2 separate regions of the Mus musculus genome follow, and region 2 is linked to region 1. A link is a loop called in an ENCODE intact Hi-C map of the cell type or tissue named here. Cell type or tissue: heart. All regions are shown on one strand. Links, peaks and the distances in the headings refer to the core of each region. The heading gives the core; the rest is flanking DNA. Region 1 overlaps Ankrd31 (ankyrin repeat domain 31). Region 2 overlaps Gm41028 (a long non-coding RNA gene).

Region 1 (10,473 bases), core at 940-8,939:
CTTCTGGCTTTCATAGTCTCTGGTGAAAAGTCTGGTGTAATTCTGATAGGCCTTCCTTTATATGTTACTTGACCTTTCTCCCTTACTGCTTTTAATATTCTATCTTTATTTAGTGCATTTGTTGTTCTGATTATTATGTGTCGGGAGGAATTTCTTTTCTGGTCCAGTCTATTTGGAGTTCTGTATGCTTCTTGTATGATCATGGGCATCTCTTTTTTTATGTTTGGGAAGTTTTCTTCTATTATTTTGTTGAAGATATTAGCTGGCCCTTTAAGTTGAAAATCTTCATTCTCATCAATTCCTATTATCCGTAGGTTTGGTCTTCTCATTGTGTCCTGGATTACCTGGATGTTTTGAGTTAGGATCCTTTTGCATTTTGTATTTTCTTTGACTGTTGTGTCGATGTTCTCTATGGAACCTTCTGCACCTGAGATTCTCTCTTCCATTTCTTGTATTCTGTTGCTGATGCTCGCATCTATGGTTCCAGATCTCTTTCCTAGGGTTTCTATCTCCAGCGTTGCCTCGCTTTGGGTTTTCTTTATTGTGTCTACTTCCCCTTTTAGTTCTAGTATGGTTTTGTTCATTTCCATCACCTGTTTGGCTGTGTTTTCCTGCTTTTCTTTAAGAGCCTGTAACTCTTTAGCAGTGCTCTCCTGTAAATCTTTAAGTGACTTATGAAAGTCCTTCTTGATGTCCTCTATCATCATCATGAGAAATGTTTTTAAATCTGGGTCTAGATTTTCGGTTGTGTTGGGGTGCCCAGGACTAGGTGGGGTGGGAGTGCTGCGTTCTGATGATGGTGAGTGGTCTTGATTTCTGTTAGTAGGATTCTTACGTTTGCCTTTCGCCATCTGGTAATCTCTGAAGCTAGCTGTTTTAGTTGTCACTGTTAAGAGCTTGTTCTTCAGGTGACTCTGTTAGCCTCTATGAGCAGACCTGGAGGGTAGCACTCTCCTTAGTTTCAGTGGGCAGAGTATTCTCTGCAGGCAAGCTCTCTTCTTGCAAGGCAGGTACCCAGATATCTGGTGTTCGAACCAGACTCCTGGCAGAAGTTGTGTTCCACTCACTAGAGGTCTTAGGATCACGTGTGGAATCCTGTGTGGGCCCTTGCGGGTGTCAGGCGACTCAGCTGGCAAGGTAGCCGGGGCTCGAGTGGAGTGGAAGGGGTTTGTGCCCCAGATCAAGCCCGGGTAGCCTGCTTCCCTATGTACCGCAGTCTCAAGTTCCACGCGATTGGATTGGGGTAGGCGCTGTGTTCCACTCACCAGAGGTCTTAGGGTCCCGTGGGGAGTCCCGTGTGGGCCCTTGCGGGTGTTGGGCAAGACTCTGCTGTCAAGGTAGCCCGGGGCTCGAGTCTCGAGTCGAGCGGAAGGGACTTGTGCCCCAGATCAGGCCCGGGTAGCCTGCTTCCCTATGTACCGCAGTCTCAAGTTCCGCGCGATTGGATTGGGGCAGGCACTGTGATCCACTCACCAGAGGTCTTAGGGTCCCGTGGGGAGTCCCGTGTGGACCCTTGCGGGTGTTGGGCAAGACTCTGCTGGCAAGGTAGCCCGGGGCTCGAGTCTCGAGTCGAGCGGAAGGGACTTGTGCCCCAGATCAGGCCCGGGTAGCCTGCTTCCCTATGTACCGCAGTCTCAAGTTCCGCGCGATTGGATTGGGGCAGGCACTGTGGTCCACTCACCAGAGGTCTTAGGGTCCCGTGGGGAGTCCCGTGTGGGCCCTTGCGGGTGTTGGGCAAGACCAACATAATTCTTTATTAAATTAATTCAAATTCAAATAGCAAAATGTGGTTCCTAGCTTTTGTACTGGACAGCACAGGTGTACACAGTGCAGATTGAGTCATTTGTATGAAAATGTGGAATCACTGATACAGCCCTACTGTACAGCCCAACCAGCAGGGGGACAGAGTAAAGAAGATGGTAAGCCTTGCCTCTGGACTACATTTTAGTACATTTATACTGCAAGTTACCAATCCACTGTAGTTAATGAAGCTCTATTTGCATGAGCATCTCAGGGAAATTAACCTACCAACCTAATAGCCAACCTAAAATTTTCTCTATAGAAATACATATTCTAGTAGTTATGATCATAAGATATCAAAGATGGAGGTAGCACTTACAAATGATCTATTCTAACTCTGGCATTTTACAGAAGGAAAACAAATGACCAAGCATTTCTAACATAAATAAGATTACCCTCAGCTACTCAACATTGAGTGTTAGGAGGGCTAGAGAATTGGCTCAGTGGATAAAGGTGCTTGCTGCCAAGCCTGATAACCTGAGTTTGATACCTGGGATCCACATAATAGAAGAAAATCTACTACTACAGGTTACCCTTGAACTTCTGTGCATGCCATGATTACCCTACAAGTGCCCATACATATAGCCCCCCCAACACAAATGGATGTAATAAAAATTAAACTAAACTAAAACAAAAAGTTGTATGTTAACACGGTGGTTAATCACAACTGGTTGTAGCTCTAGTTCTAAGAGATCCAACATGTCTTCTGATCTCAACAGGTTCCTGCACACATGTGGTACACAAATACACTCAGGCACACACACATAGATAAAATAAAAAAAAATAAAGTAAGTTTAAAAGAAGTTGCACATTAAAAGTTTGTAATTTAACAAAATTAAGAAGAGCTAACCATTAGAATACATTATGAGTGAATCAGGCCAAGAGCCAGAGATCCAAAACTATGGAAACATCTGATAGCAAAACTATGGTCAGTATTTGAGTAAAATGGATGCACACTATGTGACAATAGATTTTATCTTTCTGCTTATATAAAGAGACAAAGGAGACATTTAAAAGTCACTGAGCCAACAGACAGGACTATTTATCACAAACATGACGTAGGAAATAGAGCTGCCCATAGCCTTAGTCATCCTCTTTGACTTTACTCACGGCTTTGAAGGGTTTTTTATTTTTTCTATTTTCATAGTTTAACTTACCAGAGTTGGTAAATGATGCCTATTAGACTCTATTTAAGAAGTATTTGCCTATCTGAAAAATCATGAAATTTTCTTCTGTTTTCTTAAGGAAGTTGCCTTAATTAACTCTTTCAGGTCCATGACCCATTTTAAGTTATTTTTTTATATATAGTAAAAGATAAGGGATTATAAAATTTGCAAATAAAAATCTAAAAATTTCCATTCTATCCAAATCATCTCTGTATCATGTCGGAAATCAGCTGATCACATTTGTGGGTCTATTTCTACATGCTGCTTTCTGTCCAATTGATTTGTGTATAGAACTCAGTGGTCCTTAATTGGGGTGGGTTTTTTTTTGTGCCCCACAGTATGTATGCAGCACGACATATTCATCAATGTCTGGAGACAGTCTGGTTCTCACAAGCAGAGGCTGTGGAGTCATCTCCAAATGTCAGTGGTGCTATTGCTGAGATACTCTGGCCTGATGTGCTTGTCTTTACTATTACAGGTACAGAGTAAGGATCCACAACTCTATAGACGGCATGAACTAAGACTGCACTTTCAACCTGTCTCAGCTATTTCACATTCTTCTCAGTTCCGTATAAATGTCAAAACAAGCCTATTAGTTTTATGAAAATCTCTTGAGATTCTGCATCTCACTGAATCCATTTGCTAACTTAGTTAAGAACAAACACATAAGCAACAGTAAGTATTTAATCCATGGACACAGTTCATTTTTCCAAATAACCAGGCATTTTCTGTTTTCAGTCTGTTAATTTGATAGATTATACTGACTTTCAAAAGACTAATCTCAGATTCCTGATATAAATTCTGTTTGGTCATGTTATAGTTGTATACATTTCTAGAGTCAACATTATATTTTAATAATTTTTCCAAATATATTTTTATTAGCTTAAGTTTAATTGTAACTTAATTGTATTTAAATCACAGCATTACTTTTTATAAGACATATTTCTCTATTAAAATCATTTTTAGGTATTATCTATTATAGTTTCAGACAAATTATTGTTCATTGGGCTTAGAATTTTATTGCTTTACAAATTTTAAATAAATTTCTCAGAATACAAAATAATAGGTTTTATTATGAAATTTTCATGCATGTATATTATTGAGCCTTGCTCTTATACACACACACACACAAACACACACACACACACACACACACACACACACACACACACACACCACTTCCCTTGCTCATTCCTCCTCCTCCCTCTGGCTGGTTTCCTTCTTGTCCTAATGGTCCCACGTATATATAATTAAATCTAGAATCGGTATAAGAGAAAATATAATTATTTTTATTTCTTTCCCATTAGCTTCCCGTGTTCCCTCTTAGCTGAAGGGAAACAAACCCGCACATAACTAAACACCAGAGCACTCTGGGGCAGCACAGTCTACTCTCCTCTGCCTCTGTACACATTCTCTTGCCCCCTTTTCGCTTCTTTCATAACAGGTGGATGTAGGGATCAGAAGTCACCATGCCTTGGTACTTAGTCAATGAGACATTTTTAATTTGTCACATACTCTTCTAATAGTAAATAACTTTATTGTATGAAATTTACAATTGATTATTTCAATTTCTCACAACCCATTTCTTTTGGCCACTCTTATCTTTTACTTTACTCAAATACATGAGTGCCACAGTACAATATTATTTTCTTCCAAGCATTTAACCTTTTCTTTTGAAGATATGTACAAAGTGAAATTCTTTAAGTTTACCTAATTATCACATATAGAATCTCATCTTTTATAATCTACTCTTCCTTGTAGCACAGTCTTTCTTCTTACTAAAGAACTTTGACATTAGGAAATTATTATTTTTTTTAGACCTTTTCTTCATTATATCTCAAATGCTATCCTGAAAGTTTCCTATACCCTCCCACTGCTCTGCTCCCCAACCCACCCACTCCTGCTTCCTGGCTCTGGCATTCCCCTGTACTGGGGCATATGATCTTCTCAAGACCAAGGGCCTCTCCTTCCATTGATGGCTGACTAGGCCATCTTCTGCTACATATGCAACTAGAGTTACAGTTCTGGGGGGGTAGGGGGTGGGGTACTGGTAAGTTCATATTGTTATTCCTCCTATAGGGTTGCAGACCCCTTCAGGTCCTTGGGTGCTTTCTCTAGCTTCTCCATTGGGGGCCCTGTGTTCCATCCAATAGATGACTGTGAGCATCCACTTCTGTATTTGCCAGGCACTCGCATAGCCTCGCAAGAGACAGCTATATCAGGGTCCTGTCAGCAAAATCTTTCTGGCATATGCAATGGTATCTGGGTTTGGTGGTTGTTTATGGGATGGATCCCCGGGTAGGGCAGTCTCTGGATGGTTCTTCCTACCGTCTTAGCGCCGAATTTTGTCTCTGTAACTCCTTCCATGGGTATTTTGTTCCCCATTCTAAGAAGGAACAGAGTATCCACACTTTGGTCTTCCTCCTTCTTGAGTTTCATGTGTTTTGCAAAGACATCAGGAAATTATTATTTTATTGTACGTATATGGGTATTTTGCTGCATATTATTTTTTATGTGTATTCGCATTTTGCTTTCTATGCACCATGAGCATGCAGTGCCCTCAGAGCATCTGATCATCTGAATCCGGAATTACAGATGGTTGTGAGCTGCCATGTGGGTATAGTCTGGAAGGTATAGTCTGTGCTCTTAAACACTGAGCCAGTATTCGGCTTTATACGTTAATATTTTGAATGCAACAAATTAGGAAACAAATTCTCTTAACCCTTATTTATTCAAAATGTCTGTGCTCCATATTTACTAATTTAAAAATTAGGATAGGGTGCAGAAATGGCTCAGCCATTAAAAGATCCACATCCAAAAAGATTAAAGTAAAACATACTACCATCTGTAACTCCAGTTCTAAAGGATTTGATGCCCTCTTCTGGCCTTCTTGGGCACTGCATGTATAGGATGCATAGACACAAATGCAGGCAAAACACTAATACACATAAAATAAATAAAATCTCAAAGACGGAGGGGGTAATAAGGATGCCTGTGGTATTCTCACCAGCCGCTTTAGCTCAGTAAGTAAACTATATATCCACTGAGAGAGCCAGTCTCAAAACTAAAACGGATAATGATTAAGCAGGAAACTTGCTATTGACCTCTGGGTTCCACAGGTATGAAAATTCACTTACACACAGACCTACACACAACAATAATAAAAATAGTGGGCACTGAGTCACTCTAAATAGCTTCACTAAGCAGAAACACGGGATGCATATTCGTAGTTTTGTTTAGGAAGAGAATAATGTTTTGTGAAGAATAGAACACAAGACAACACTTACATAGATACCTCCATATTCCACCTGTCTTTTTTCTTTATAGTTCATAGCTGTAACATTAATGCAGTGATGAGATCAATTTTAGACAAGATTATCACTATATACTAAGTTCTATACGTTTTTTAAAAAATAACATCTCCAAGCCAGGCAGTGGTGGCACACGTCTTTAATCCCAGCACTTGGGAGGCAGAGGCAGAGGCAGGCAGATTTCTGAGTTCCAGGACAGCCTGGTCTACAAAGTGAGTTCCAGGAAAGCCAGGGCTATACAGAGAAACCATGTCTCAAAAAAAAAAAAAAAACCCAAAAAACAAGGCTGGTGAGATGGCTCAGTGGGTAAGAGCACCCGACTGCTCTTCCAGAGGTTCGAAGTTCAAATCCCAGAAGTCACATGGTGGCTCACAACCACCTGTAATGAGATCTGACTCCCTCTTCTGAAGTGTCTGAAGACAGCTACAGTGTACTTACATGTAATAAATTAAGAAAAAAAAACAAAAAAAAAAACCCCAAAACAAAAACATCTCCAGCTGTCCAATACAAATACCAATGATAGAATTGTTAAAATGTACTCTTTTTATTTTTAGGATAATAGTCTAAAATTGATTTCTCCACTATTAAAATTTATTTATGTGGCAGAGAATGTCATCATGTAGTATTTATACTTATAACAATAACCCCCCATTCAGTTAATCAATCAGATAATAAAAAGTTTTTCTCACTTAATTATAACTCACCAATTTGGCTTACTAGCCAGATCTTGTAAAAACAACAGATTCTTAAGAATTTGTTCATTCATTATTATTTTAAATACATGAAAGTCCAAAGAGTTCCTCAAAAGAAGCCTACCTATCTTGGTCTTAATATTAGCTCATATCTCCTATCTCTGTAAATATAAAATTCAGTAACATATGACTATTTTTAGGCTGAAATAGCATGGGAAAATTTACAAAGTTATTATTACTGTGTTCTTAAGGCTATATACATATAAATAACTACTCAAGAGAGTTTCAAAACATTTCGTGTTCATGTCCATGTGTGTGTGTGTGCACATGTACACATGGTTGAAGGCCAGAGGTCACCCTCCAAAGTCATTCATTATAAGTCTTGAACCTTGTTTTGTGAGACAGGGTCTCTGGTCTCTGAGACAGGGACACTGGAGTCTGGTGCATCCTGGTTAGGCAAGGGAGTCTGGTCAGTGGACCCCAGAGAACTGCCTACTTCCATTCCCTCAACATTGGGTTTTCCTCATGTGGGTTCTAGGGATGGAACTCAGGTCCTCAAGTTTGTCTTCTGACTGAGTTGTGTCCTCAGCCCTGTGTTATTTTTGGTAATAGTAAGACTTCTCCTCCCTAGATCTGTCAAAAAGATAAGAGGAGAAGAAAAAGAAGGACGAAGGGTACTGATGATGAGTTTAAAACCAGTGAGTTCTGGGGCAGGAGAGATGGCTCAGTGGTTAAGATCCAGGGAGGATTCCAAACAACCACAGCAAGTAACAACCCTGTTACTTCTGTTCCAGGGAATCTGATGTCCTCTTCTGGTCTCTGAGGGTACTGCATGGATGTGGTACACACACATTAAATGCAGGTAAAACACTCATACACAAACAACAACAACAACAACAATTCTCTTTTTAAAACCTAGAAACAAAACTCTTGAGTTTTAAGGTCAATATTTGAAATAGTGTGTCATTGAAACAATGGCCTTTTAGTTTCCTGTGCATGTTTACTGAATTGCTTGGTAGAAAAAAGTAAAGTAAACAACACCGCACACATCAAGCAGCAATCACTTCGAGCCTCCCCTCAGGACTACTGAGAAGTTGTAGGTTAGAAAAGAATGCCTCAGACGGGTGTCGGAATCATGCTGTCTTCCGGAACACAGGCGGTTGAAGCAGAAGCTAAATTTGAGGCCAGCACTGGCTGCACATTAAGATCCTGTCTTAAGAACCAAAATATCTGTCACATGTGTCATCACTAATATCAGACCCTTTGTGGAATCATCTTAGACAATTAAAATTAAAATTAGATTCCTAGACTGTTTTCTTCTGACTTACATGACATGTGACAGACAATGGAAAGATAAGTCATTAATATGTGTACTGAATGCCCACACAACATTGTATCTTCATTCATAATTTTAGCAGGCTTTAAAAACATGTACTAGTTAGTATAAGCAATCACGTTAGCTCTCACTTGAAATATTTTCATTTCCACTCATTTTCCTAAGAAAACAGACAAGCACCATTACCTTTAAATGATTCCCCGCAGAAGCACCATGTAAAGGCACAATCCCATCTATATTCTCACAGTTTACATTTGCACCGGCTTGTAATAACTCTATAATTACATCATCAAATCCCCCACTAGCTGCCTTGTGAAGGGGAGTCCAACCTGGAAAAGAAAAAGTAACAAAGCTGCTCCATAACCATTAAGACGCATGCAGGATCTGTGTTTTGAGGGGTCTTGTGCTAGTGAACTCAATAACTATTAAAATACATGAAAATGTACTAAGTATTGAATAGGAAATAATTTTAGAAGTATTGTTTTAAAACATAAAAGCCTCATTTTTGGAAAAAGGGTAATCTCTTCCTAAATAGGGTGATAAAAGTGGCAAAACAGGAACAGGAAAACTGCTAATCATTTCAGCTTAGTTTTGATAATACCCAGCTTTCTTATCTCAGATTTGCAGTGCTACTACGTTTCTATTTAAAGTGGCACCCGACTCAGTTAAATCTTTGCATTTCCCTCTTTAATTTACACAAGACTGTTTTCTGTATAAGCATAATGTCACAAACATGATTTTTAGAACAGGTTTTGAACAAGAAAGAACAAAAGAGGAAAAGAGGGAGTCAAATAAAGGGAGCAGAGAGTAGACAGGAGTTGGGACATTTTGCATTTCCTCCTGAATCAGGGAATGGGATTAGAGCTTCCCAGGAGAAACCTAACTCCCTGCCCTTCTCACTCTGTGCATCCTTCCGAATGTCCTAATTATAAAAACTGTTTCAAAGGAGACAGTCATTGAAATGATGATAAATCTTATTAGTCACTAATTTACCAAACTAAAATGTAGTATAAAAATACAGTTCAAACTTAGCTAAGTATCACCCAGTATCAAAATTAGGGGCAAAGGAAAAAACAAAACAAAACAGTATTTCAGTGAGTTCAAATGAAAAGACAAACAGTCAAAAGGCCTCAAACCTGCATTATCTCTGAGATTCACATCTGCTCTAGCTTCTATTAGCACTTTCACTCGGGAAAGATTTCCTCCTCTGGCAGCCACATGGAGCTGACTTTCTCCTTTCTTGTTCCTCTTACCGATTCCAGTTGTGTTCACGCCTGTAATTATAGCAAATCTGAGCCTTATTTTCTGCAAAATGCTCATTGTTTATAAAGGACCTTAGAAAATATAGATTTATTTCCTGATAATACTATAAACAGGATGTACTACACTAAACATGTAACTATTTTCTTTTAAAATAAAGATGGAGTGTTTATTTTTTGTCACAGTTCCAGGTAAGAGACCATCACTATGTAGGGAGTCACAGGAACAGGAGTTTGAGATAACTGGCTAAGAATCTTGCAAACTGATTATATTTAAGTATATAGAAGGTATATAATAGATAAAACTCCTGGAAACACTGGGAAGTTTTAATGATAAAATTGATACTACCTACTGGATATCATATTTGCTTTTACTAGATGTCTCCTTCAAGGTGTTTCTAAACTGGGAACATATCAGTTAATTTTCAGAATTAATTCATGCTAAGTGAGCTATAAAATAATTTTAAAAAAACTGTATTATGATTTCTTGGACTGAAAAAATTGCTGCTTTTGGTTCAAATCTTAGATTGAGAAGAAATAACAGTGGTTTGCATTGATTCAAGCAAATATTCAAACACTTGGTTAAAACAAACTTGTTTCAGTTCCACACTCATCTCGATCAGTAGTCCTGTGACAATGGAGTACATTCTTTTTCTTAAAATAACCAAATTCTGGCATTACAGAAACTTTCAGGCTGTCTTTTTTAGCGCATGCCTGCAATCCCAACACTCAGTTGGGAGGCTGAGGCAAAAGAACCTTGAGTTCACCTGGGATAGATCATGAAACTCTATCCTTTCTTACAGCTGTTGCTCAGTGTGCATGTTCCTAGCCCATATGATGCCAAGTAACAAACTGGCCTTGGATTCTGATTTTCTTCCATAGAAAATTCAGTATAAAATCACCTTCCAA
Region 2 (10,473 bases), core at 1,227-9,226, 200 kb before region 1:
AGTGTTCAACCACGGCAATATATCTCCATTCCTCTTTCTGATTTTTCTTATTTTGAGGCAGAGTCTCATTAAGTTGCCAAAGCTGGCCTTGAACTCACTCTGTAGTCTAGGCAGGCCTTCAATTTAGATTCCCCTCCTTAGATTCCTGAGTAGCTAGGTTTATAGACCCATGCCTGAGACCCAGCTATCAGAACTATACCCTTGGTGGGAAAACGGAACCTCGCTTATTAGTCTGTGGAAGAGTGGAGACACCATAACTGCTGATTTTTCCCATCGATCCTAACATAAGTCAAGCAGTGATAAAGAAATGTATGAGGTCGCTGATATGAAGAGGTCCTTGAAACTTTCCTCTGTGGGGACCTGGATAGCTACGATGGCTACTGAATGTCAACGTGTTCCTGAAACATGTGAAGACACCTCAGGCAACAACCCTCTTAGATGGTATTAGGAGGTAAAAAATCAAGAGAACCAAACGAGGTCGTGGGGTGCACCTCTCATTAATGGGATTGGTGCTCACATAAGCGTCTCATGAGGAATTGCTTTCCTTCTCTGCTCTCTGCCATGTGAGGGTGTCTGAGGTAGATGATATAGACCTGGAAGAAGGCCTGGGAAATCCCACACTGGCAGCCTGACCACAGACTTCCAGCACCCAAGACCATGAGAAACACATATTTAATTTCTGTGTCCTCCCTTCCCATCCCCTTCTTCCTTCTATCTCCTTTCCTCTCCAAGGTCTTGGCTATCTCATACTGGCCTGGCACTCACTATGTGGCTATAGAGGTGTCTGAAGTTCGGAGTCTTCTGTCTCTCTGTCCCATGTTGGGACTGTAGGCATAGACTACTCTGCCCAGTGTATGCGGAGGGGGGGTGGGTGGAGGACGGGGACGGGGACTCAAGTCCAAAGCTTCACTCGTGCTGGGAGTGAACTCTGCCAACTGAGCTACATCTCCAGCTCTTTGTAGAAAAAGCATCATGCTGCATTTCTCCCTTTCACTGACGGTCACTGTGCTGGAATAAAAGCCAGAGCCTCATGTCTGTGAGGCAAATGGTCTTAGCCTCGAACTGTCTTCTCAGCCCCTCTTGGCACTCTTTAAATGGCATTAGTGAGCACTCACGATATTAGACTTATCAACGTTTCCTCAGTTCATTAATCTCTTTTCCTCTCGAGTTGCATCAAAAGGATGTTTAATACATCACGGAGTGTTTTGTTGCTGGGATTTTGTTTGCCTTTGTTATTTTGGAGACAGGGGTCTTGCTCTCTAGTTCCAGGCAGACGGCTTCAAACTTGTGATCCACCTTCCTCAGCCTCCTTAGCTTGGACATTAGAGGCCTTCACCACAAGACTAAGCTCTCAGAATACTTGGGATGTTTTTAATGTCTTCTTCTTCTTCTTCTTCTTCTTCTTCTTCTTCTTCTTCTTCTTCTTCTTCTTCTTCTTCTTCTTCTTCTTCTTCTCCTCCTCCTCCTCCTCCTCCTCCTCCTTCTTCTCCTCCTCCTCCTCCTCCTCCTCCTCCTCCTCCTCCTCCTCCTCCTTCTCCTTCTTCTTCTTTTTTTCAAGACAGGGTTTCTCTGTGTAGCCCTGGCTGTCCTGGAACTCACTTTGTAGACCAGGCTGGCCTCGAACTCAGAAATCTGCCTGCCTCTGCCTCCCAAGTGCTGGGATTATTAATGTCACATTCTTATGGCAATGGCTGACTATTAGCTACTTTCAACCTGTTCTCCAAAGTGAGTGCATTAACTTATTCTTAAATCATAACCCCCTGCTGTCTGTCTGTCTGTCTCTGTGTGTGTGAGTCTGTCTGTCTGTTTGTGTGTGTGAGTCTGTCTGTCTGTCTGTCTGTGGACCAGTGTGTACTTGGTACCCTTGAAAGACAGAAGAAATCAGAGCCCCTGGAACTGACAGTACAGACATTCATGACACTCTGTGGTTGCTGGGAATTGAGCCCAGGTCCTCTCAAAGTCAGTGTTCTTAGCCACTGAGACCTTCCCCAACATCAGCCCCCACCACTTTTTTCTCCAAGCAGTGTCTCTCATTGAACTGGAACTTGCCAAGCAAGCTGATTGGTCAATTAATCCCAAAGGTCCCCCTGCCTCTGCCCACCCAGAGGTACCACCAAACCCATTTCCACAGCCCCGCCAATGTCTCAGTTGGATTCTTCCAGTATCCAAGATACACATACATACACACACACACACACACACACACACACACACACACCCACACACACACTTACTCTGTAGGCTAAACTGACCTTGAACTCAAGGTATCCTCCAGCCTCTGCCTCCTGAGTTCTGGGATTAAAGGCATGCACCATCACTCCCTGGCTTCTTTCTTTTATAATCCCTTCTGCTTGCTTGCTTTCTTTCTTTCTTTCTTTCTTTCTTTCTTTCTTTCTTTCTTCCTTCCTTCCTTCCTTCCTTCCTTCCTTCCTTTCTTTCTTTCTTTCTTTCTTTCTTTGTTTTTTTGTTTTGTTTTGTTTTGTTTTGTTTTATTTGTTTTTTGTTTTGTTTTGGTTTTTTGGTTTTTTGGTTTGTTTGTTCTTTTGAGACAGGGTTTCTCTGTATAGCCCTGGCAGTCCTGGAACTCACTCTGTAGACCAGGCTGGCCTGGAACTCAGAAATCCGCCTGCCTCTGCCTCCTGAGTGCTGGGATCAAAAGCGTGCGCCACCATGCCCAGCCCCCTTCTGCTTTCTGCTTCTTGGTGTTTTTTTTTTTTTCTCTATAAAATTAAGATAATCAAACATTAATATATGTATTGACTTGTGATATATTTTAATATATTTAAATTAGTGTGGAGGGATGGGGGCACAGCTCAGTTGTGGTATGCTTGCCAACAAGAGCAGGGCTCAAATTTGAGCCCCAGCATCATAACCACAACACATATGCATGCACATAGAAGGGGTTGGAGCAGGGGAGAGCTAACTAACCTCACCAAACCCAAAACCAACCAACCAACTAACCAAAACACCCTCAATGCTTAGCAGGTAGGGAGCACTGTGAAGTTAAATAGCATTTTACTTTTTCATTATCTACCCTGCCTCCCATGGCCACCTGTTTTTTTTCAAATGCTGAATTTCACATACTTGGCAGAATTACACCTCTTTCTCTCTCATAAAATTAAGTAGGCCCCAATAAATGAATGGACGTTTTCACAGGATGCCCTGTCTGTTTGATGAACTGAATTGATTCACTGTTCTATGAAACACAAGCATTCAGACCACATTACCTAAGCATTGTCGTCTCTTGCGAGGCCACGGTGTCAGTCTTACTGATGAAAAATTAACCTCCAGGCTCCTCTGTGGTCAGTCCCTTCTGCTCTGTTGAGGACACTGTAATGCTGCCAGGAGAACAAAAGGAACAGCCGTCCCCACGAAGCAAGTCCTCAGCCAAGCACAGGGCGGCCCTGTCCAAACCTGTGGAGATCAAGATGGGCAAGAAGCCATGGCGCTTCACTGGACAGGTTGGCCAGCCCAAGCGCATGCTGGGAGAATTCCAAAGCTGCTTCCGGTGGGAAAGCCCAGCCTGGCCCAGATGGCTGGGACTCCCTTCCCATGGGGTCAGGCAGGTTTCTGTCTGGCCAGGAGTGCTTAGACCTGGTTTCTGCTTTACCACATTCTTGGGGTTTGCAAAGAAGTGTTCACTCTGCAAACATTTCTTGAGAATGAAAGTAGCCTTTTCCGCCGTCCAGTTTATATCTGAAATCTACTCCAGACAGACGATGCTCCAGGAAGACTCTACACTTCCCCAAAACTTTGTGCCATGAAATCTTTACTCTGAAGTTACTGTGTAAGAAATGAAGTGTGGACACTGCAAGCGCTTCTTTCTTGAAGGAATAAACATACTTCTTCCTGCGTTAGAATCAACTTGGAATGCACACAATCTTTTTCCCCTGACCAGGAAGCCAGCTCTGTTTACGTTTCGTCTGTTAACATTTTTCATTAGCATGTATCATTCCTCTTCCCCGTGGTCCTGATTGTCTGTCTTTATTCTTTGGTTTCAACTATATTCAAATGTTATTTCCAGCTCTGGTCACTCCTTGGGAGATTCAGAGCCAACTACCAACGGTCTTTCAAACATTTCAGTTTGCTTTTCCACAAACATCTCAAATCTAAACTGTCGAAGCCTACATTATTTTTTTAAGATTTATTTATTTATTTAATTATTTATTATATGTAAGTACATTGTAGCTGTTTTCAGACACACCAGAAGAAGGCATCGGATCTTATTACAGATGGTTGTGAGCCACCATGTAGTTTCTGGGATTTGAACGCAGGACCTTTGGAAGAGCAGTCAGTGCTCTTAACCGCTGAGCCATCTCTCCAGCCCCCGAAGACTACATTTCATTCTTGATCTAAAAAATAAAACTCAACAACTCTCTCCTCTGTTTGCTTTTCTCAACCCCATTCCATCCCATAGTCCATATCAGAAATCTTAGGTATCTCTCTCAACATCTGTGCCTGACAGGATGTGTCAGTTATGCGACGGTAACAACCTTTGGTAAGCTAGAAGGGGCTTAGCACACTAGACGCTGTTGCTCACTCCGTGAGGATAGTGCTGGCCACAAAAGAAATTCTTTTAGGATTCAGAGTGATGGATTCCCCAACCATCTGCAATATGATCAATTGCCACAAGAGGGCGATGAGCGTTCGGAAGAATTCCATCATGGAGATTTGATGCTGGCCCACTCAACCCAGCTTTGCTCAAGCCTGAGAACACCTCTGCTATCACCTGCACCCACCCCAACTACAGGATTACGTGTGCTCGGAACAAAAATTAATAAGCAGAACCAACGCCTTGCCGGGGACTCCTGGAAGCAGTCTCTGAGGAAAGAGCCCGTGGAAAATGATTCGGGAGGACAGAGAGAAGCAAAGCAACTCAAAACCACATGAATGGCTGGGAGCAGTGGCGCACACCTTTAATCCCAGCACTTGGGAGGCAGAGGCAGGTGGATTTCTGAGTTCGAGGCCAGCCTGGTCGACAGAGTGAGTTCCAGGACAGCCAGGGCTACACAGAGAAACCATGTCTCCAAAAAACAAAAAAAAAACAAACAAACAAACAAAAAAAACCCCACATGAATGGAAAGGACTCAGGCTTAGTTCCACAGAGGAATTTCTGCATGGCAGCAGACCCCAGAGCAGAGCAGCCTGAGTCACGAACAAGAAACTAGAATTCAAATATACATACAAAGAATTCATATATACATATACATGCACATACACACATATACATACATACATAGTCAGACAGACACACATATACATACATACATACAGATACACACACACATTTATTTTACATGTATAGTTGTTTTGTCCACATGCATGTCTGGAGGTCAAAAGATGTCATTGGATTGCCTAGAACTGGAATGACAGGTGTTTGTGATCTACCATGTGGGGGTTGAGAACTAAATCCAGGCCTTTTAGAAAAGCAGCAAGTGCTCTTAACTGCTGAGCCATCTCTCAAGTCCTATAACCCCATTTTTCAGATGGCAAAACTGAGGCTCAGAAACCTGAGATCACTTGCTCAAGCCTTTCGACTAATGACAAAGAGCCAGAATGCCAGCCTAACACATATTAACTCCAAAGCCTTTCTCCTTTTTTTTCTTCTTCATTTTATTTTATTTTATTTTATTTTATTTTTTTATTTTTCGAGACAGGGTTTCTCTGTGTAGCCCTGGCTGTCCTGGAATTCACTTTGTAGACCAGGCTGGCCTCAAACTCTGAAATCCTCCTGCCTCTGCCTCCCAAGTGTTGGGATTAAAGGTGTGCGCCACCACTGCCCAGCTAATCCTTTCTCCTTATATTGAAATGTTTATGCATCGTGATTAATCTTCCCACAGTACTTTACTGCTATTTCTATAAACTTCACGCGTGTGACACCAAATACATCACCATTTCCTTCCCTGTATCAATAATGGTCCTGCCTCCCTTTGGCATCACCTTTTTGACTATCTCCTTTGTATTCAGGTTACTGAATTCTGTATTTGTACTTCTGACCCCTAACCATCTATTCTGCACCAGGGCTGGCACTGTGTGCCCAAGCTGTGCTATGCAAAGGAAGCCAACAAGTGCACATGCGAGGTCCTGGAACCAAGCCTAAAGAGGGCTCATTAGTAGCGGATAGCACCCCAGTGATGCTCTGCGCCAAGGGATGAGCTCAGAATCCAGGGAAAGGAGCCAAAGTTGGCCGGTCAGTGTGCCAAGGTGGGAGTCCTTGCACGTGGTGATCAGGCAAAGGGAAGACGCCTGCAGAGAGGGAGAGATTGGCTGACAGTGGAAGTTAGGAAGCAGTGATGGGCAGAGCAGGGCAGAGCAGAGTCCTGTGGGAAGCAAGAGAGGGGTCTCACACACCTGCCTGCATTGCTTTGGGAGAGAGCTGGCCCTGATAGAGGGGAGCTTGTGGGCTGGGGATGTATACTTAGCAGATAGTCGGTGCTCAAAACATGACTGAAAGATCTTAATGAAAATATGTCCCCCACTCTGCCAAAGCAACTATTTGGACCTCATTGAAAGTTGTTTTTTAAAATACCCGCATAGTCGGGCATGGTGGCGCACGCCTTTAATCCCAGAGAGGCAGGCGGATTTCTGAGTTCGAGGCCCGCCTGGTCTACAGAATGAATTCCAGGACAGCCAGGGCTATACAGAGAAACCCTGTCTCGAAAACCAACAACAAACAAAAGATAAAGAGAAGGGGGATATTTGGTGGATGTGTGGTGAGGTCTGGGGGAAGGAGGTGCCTCAGTGGGCCAATGCTAAGGCATCCCTTCCCCCTGAGGGACCAGTCACACTTTGGTATAGTATAGAATAGAGTTTATTCAGGGCATGGGGTGGGGGAGAGAGAGGAGAGAGGAGAGAGAGAGAGAGAGGAGAGAGGAGAGAGGAGAGAGAGAGAGAGAGGAGAGAGAGAGAGAGAGAGAGAGAGAGATGAAGAGAGAGAGAGAGAGAGGAAGAGGAGCGGGAACAGGAAGGCAAGAGCAAGAGAGGGGGGGGGGGGAAGCAGCCCCTTTTTTAGTGAGTCAGGCATACCTGGCTGTTGCCAGGTAACTGTGGGGTGGAGCTTAGACCGAATGCTAACACAGTCTCCTCTTGACCAACCCTGGTACTTCTCAAGGTCCATGTAGTGTAGCGTGCCCACCCCTCTTTCTTACATACTGTAACAAACTTTTTAAAGATAATGCTCTTCTCATCTGTTGGCTTTTCCATACAGATAAAACTAAATTTTTTTTTTTTTTTTTTTTTTGGTTTTTCGAGACAGGGTTTCTTTGTAGCCCTGGCTATCCTGGAACTCACTTTGTAGACCAGGCTGGCCTCGAACTCAGAAATCCGCCTGCCTCTGCCTCCCAAGTGCTGGGATTAAAGGCATGCACCACCACGCCCGGCTGAAAACTAATATTTTTAAAGCAATATGTTTACCATATGAACTAGCAATTCTGGGTATTCGTACAACAAAGTAAAAACATTCCCATACAAAGATATATTTCTTTTAAAAAAAAAAGATTTATTTATTATTATAAATAAGTACACTGTTGCTGTCTTCATACATACCAGAAGAGGGTGTCAATTCTCATTACAGATGGTTGTGAGCCACCATGTGGTTGCTGGGATTTGAACTCAGGACCTTCAGAAGAGCAGTCAGTGCTCTTACCCACTAAGCCATCAGCCCCCAAAGATGTATTTCTTTTTTTTTTTTTTTTCTTTTCTTTTTTTGCTTTTTTCGAGACAGGGTTTCTCTGTATAGCCCTGGCTGTCCTGGAACTCCCTCTGTAGACCAGGCTGGCCTCGAACTCAGAAATCCACCTGCCTCTGCCTCCCGAGTGCTGGGATTAAAGGCTTGTGCCACCACGCCCGGCTGAAAGATATATTTCTAAGTGTTCATGTTAGCAGGCTGGTCATAGTAGCTCCAAAGTAGAAGCAACCTAAATATTTACCAGCTGGTAAGTCAGTAAAGTCTGTTATATTTATACAAGAGAATGCTTACCTAGGAAGATAAAGGATCAAGCTACAGATAAATGCGAAAACCTAGTTAAAACTAAAAATGACCCTAGTGAGAGAAGCCATGCACAGGAAGAGCACACATTGTATGATTTCTTCATGTTAGCATTCACGGCTTGACTCTAACAAGGGCCATCTTTCCACGGACAGATAGCCTAGAAAGTGGTGGGCTCTCCAAAACAGCAGACACACAGGTACTAGGGTTGGTGGCCAAGCACTGAAGAAGGACAGGATGGCTTTCCTCTGCAGACTTGAGGTTTGGATAGAACCAGAGAAGGAACAAAGATAAGGCCTGTAGGAATTCTGGGTATATTACACAATAGAATGGTTAGAGTGTTCTTTTCTGGTTTTTTTTTTTTTTTTTTTTTTTGGTTTTTTTTTTGGTTTTTTTTTTTTGGTTTTCTGTTTTTTATTTTAAGTTATGTGTGTGTTTATGTGTGGCCTGTGCACATGAGTGCAGGACACTTAGGAGCTGGAAGAGGGCACTGGATCTCCTGGAACGGGTTGTGAAGCCGCAGATGGTTGTGAACTATCCAGCTTGTGTGCTGGGAGTCTTCCGCCTCAACACTTAGCCGCTGAGCCATCTTTCCAGTCCCTGGTTAGGATATTCTATCACTATGACTGGGATGATACATACCAACATAATTCATTTTTGATATCTGAGGGAAAAATATTCTACCTTTAAGAAATGCAACGTGGTTTCTAAGACAAGGTAAAAATGTCAGAGGTGTGAAAAATGGATATTTGTAGGAGCTCTGAAAAGATTATTATTAATTAGTTCGGGGCCAGGGAGATGGCTCCGCAGTTAAGAGCATGCACTGCTCTTCCAGAGGACCTGAGTTCAATTTACAACACCCACAATTATGGGGTTTACAACCACCTGTAATTTCAGCTCCAGGGGAATTTAACACCTCTGGCCTCTTCTGGCATCTGCACGTGTGTGTGTGTGTGTGTGTGTGTGTGTGTGTGTGTGTGCGCAAATTCCATGCCAGAGGACCCTGTAAGAGTCCTTAGATGCCCACAGAGGCGGAACACATGTTAAGCCTTTCGCTAGTCTATGCTCATGTTGCTGTATGGTATTTAGCAACTCTGTTAGTTCTTACTATCACTTGGACAGCTTCCTCCCAAATTGAGCCATAGTCCTATTGATTTATTTAATCAGCTTCAGTACAATTACTAGGCGATTACCCTAACCTACTTTTCTATGCTAAACTGGCTGTTTCTCAGATGTGCTCCCCAAATTCCTTGCTGTTTGCATTTCCCCAGGGTTACTTATGCTCCATCAGTCTGTCCACAGGATGCCCTTCTCACAGCCATGTGCCCCTGGTCTATCCCATCTAATAGAGAACTCCAGCTTTCTCTGTCTTCTTTCTCCTCTCTCCTCTCTCTCCTGTTCTCCCTTCCCTAGTCCTCATGACCCCTCCCTGCGACTCTCAGTCCAGTAACGAAAGCCCTGCCTGCCTCTATTCTCCCCAGTAATTGGCTGTCAGCCACTCTTTGTTTTGTTTTGTTTTCGAGACAGGGTCTCCTGGCTGTCCTGGAACTCACTCTGTACACAAGGCTGGCCTCAAACTCAGAAATCCGCCTGACTCTGCCTCTTGAGTGCTAGGATTAAAGGCGTGCGCCACCATGCCCGGCTGTGTTTCTTTTTGGCCTCTGGTAAATATTCTAGAATTTGATAGTGATGATGTACATACAGCCTTGTCAGTATATTAAAAACACTGAATTATATCATTTAAAAGTTCAGATTTTATTGTATGTAAATTACACCTCAGTAAAGCTGTCACTAAAAAAAACAAAAAGGACGGGGGCCCTGTGTTACTGAAAGGATGGCATTTGTGAAGAATCTGCAGAGGACAAAAGTGAGCCAGTGCATGTGAAAAAAAATGAGATTTTGTATCTTGTGATTCATGTAAAAGAGTTGTCTATGAGTCCCTGGCCTGGGGCCGAGAACAAAGCAGAACAGACAGGGCTGTTGTTAAGACATTCCTAAGAACAGCTTGATTGTACAAGCAGGGCTATCTTGTCTGGGTCAACACCACCTGGCCGGAACCTCCCCTCTGTCTACTGCCCCTTGACTCGGGATAAAGTCATACATCAACTGGTTGCTATGTGAACAAAGATAAGCCCCCAGCCCACAGGAACAAAGTCCTGATGACCTTTTGCTAACATGTAATCTTTCTGTTAATGTTTAAATAAGTCAATAGTGTGTCGCTATGCTGAATTCCACACCCCTAAGCTCCTTACCCCATAAAAACCCCTAGCTTTCGAGCCTCATGGCCGACATCCGTTATCTCCTGTGTGGGATGCATTTTGGTCCGGAGCTCCATAATTAAACGTCCTCATGTATTTACATCAAGATGGTCGTCTGTTCGTGATTGTTGGGTGCAAGCCGAATCGGGAGTTGAGTGAGGCTTTCCCCACTATCACATGTGTGTCTGTGTGTGTGCATGTGTGTATATACATATGTATGTGTGTGTG

The links. Peaks named below come from ENCODE experiments on the same cell type or tissue, not always from the same donor. Only the 100,000 strongest peaks of a DNase experiment are listed, where the experiment ranks them.
Region 2: it touches region 1 in a loop (6-fold over the local background); 34 of 42 quality-filtered maps call a loop at or near these places.

The regions. Positions count from the first base shown.
Region 1 is chr13:96,850,762-96,861,234 of GRCm38, reverse strand. Ankrd31 (ankyrin repeat domain 31) reads right to left here. Exons shown (of 26, transcript NM_001370928.1): 17 at 9,442-9,579; 18 at 8,492-8,634. Among named protein-coding and RNA genes, the nearest start is that of Gcnt4, 69 kb to the left of the region's middle. In heart, for the core only: CTCF peaks have their summits at 5,849 (motif pointing left) and 7,789 (motif pointing left); no DNase peak of the experiment used is centred there.
Region 2 is chr13:97,047,011-97,057,483 of GRCm38, reverse strand. It overlaps Gm41028 (a long non-coding RNA gene), which reads right to left. Exons shown (of 3, transcript XR_873824.1): 2 at 3,228-3,414. Among named protein-coding and RNA genes, the nearest start is that of 1700029F12Rik, 18 kb to the right of the region's middle. In heart, for the core only: a CTCF peak has its summit at 4,618 (motif pointing right); a DNase peak (open chromatin) is centred at 3,453; H3K27ac peaks cover 241 bases.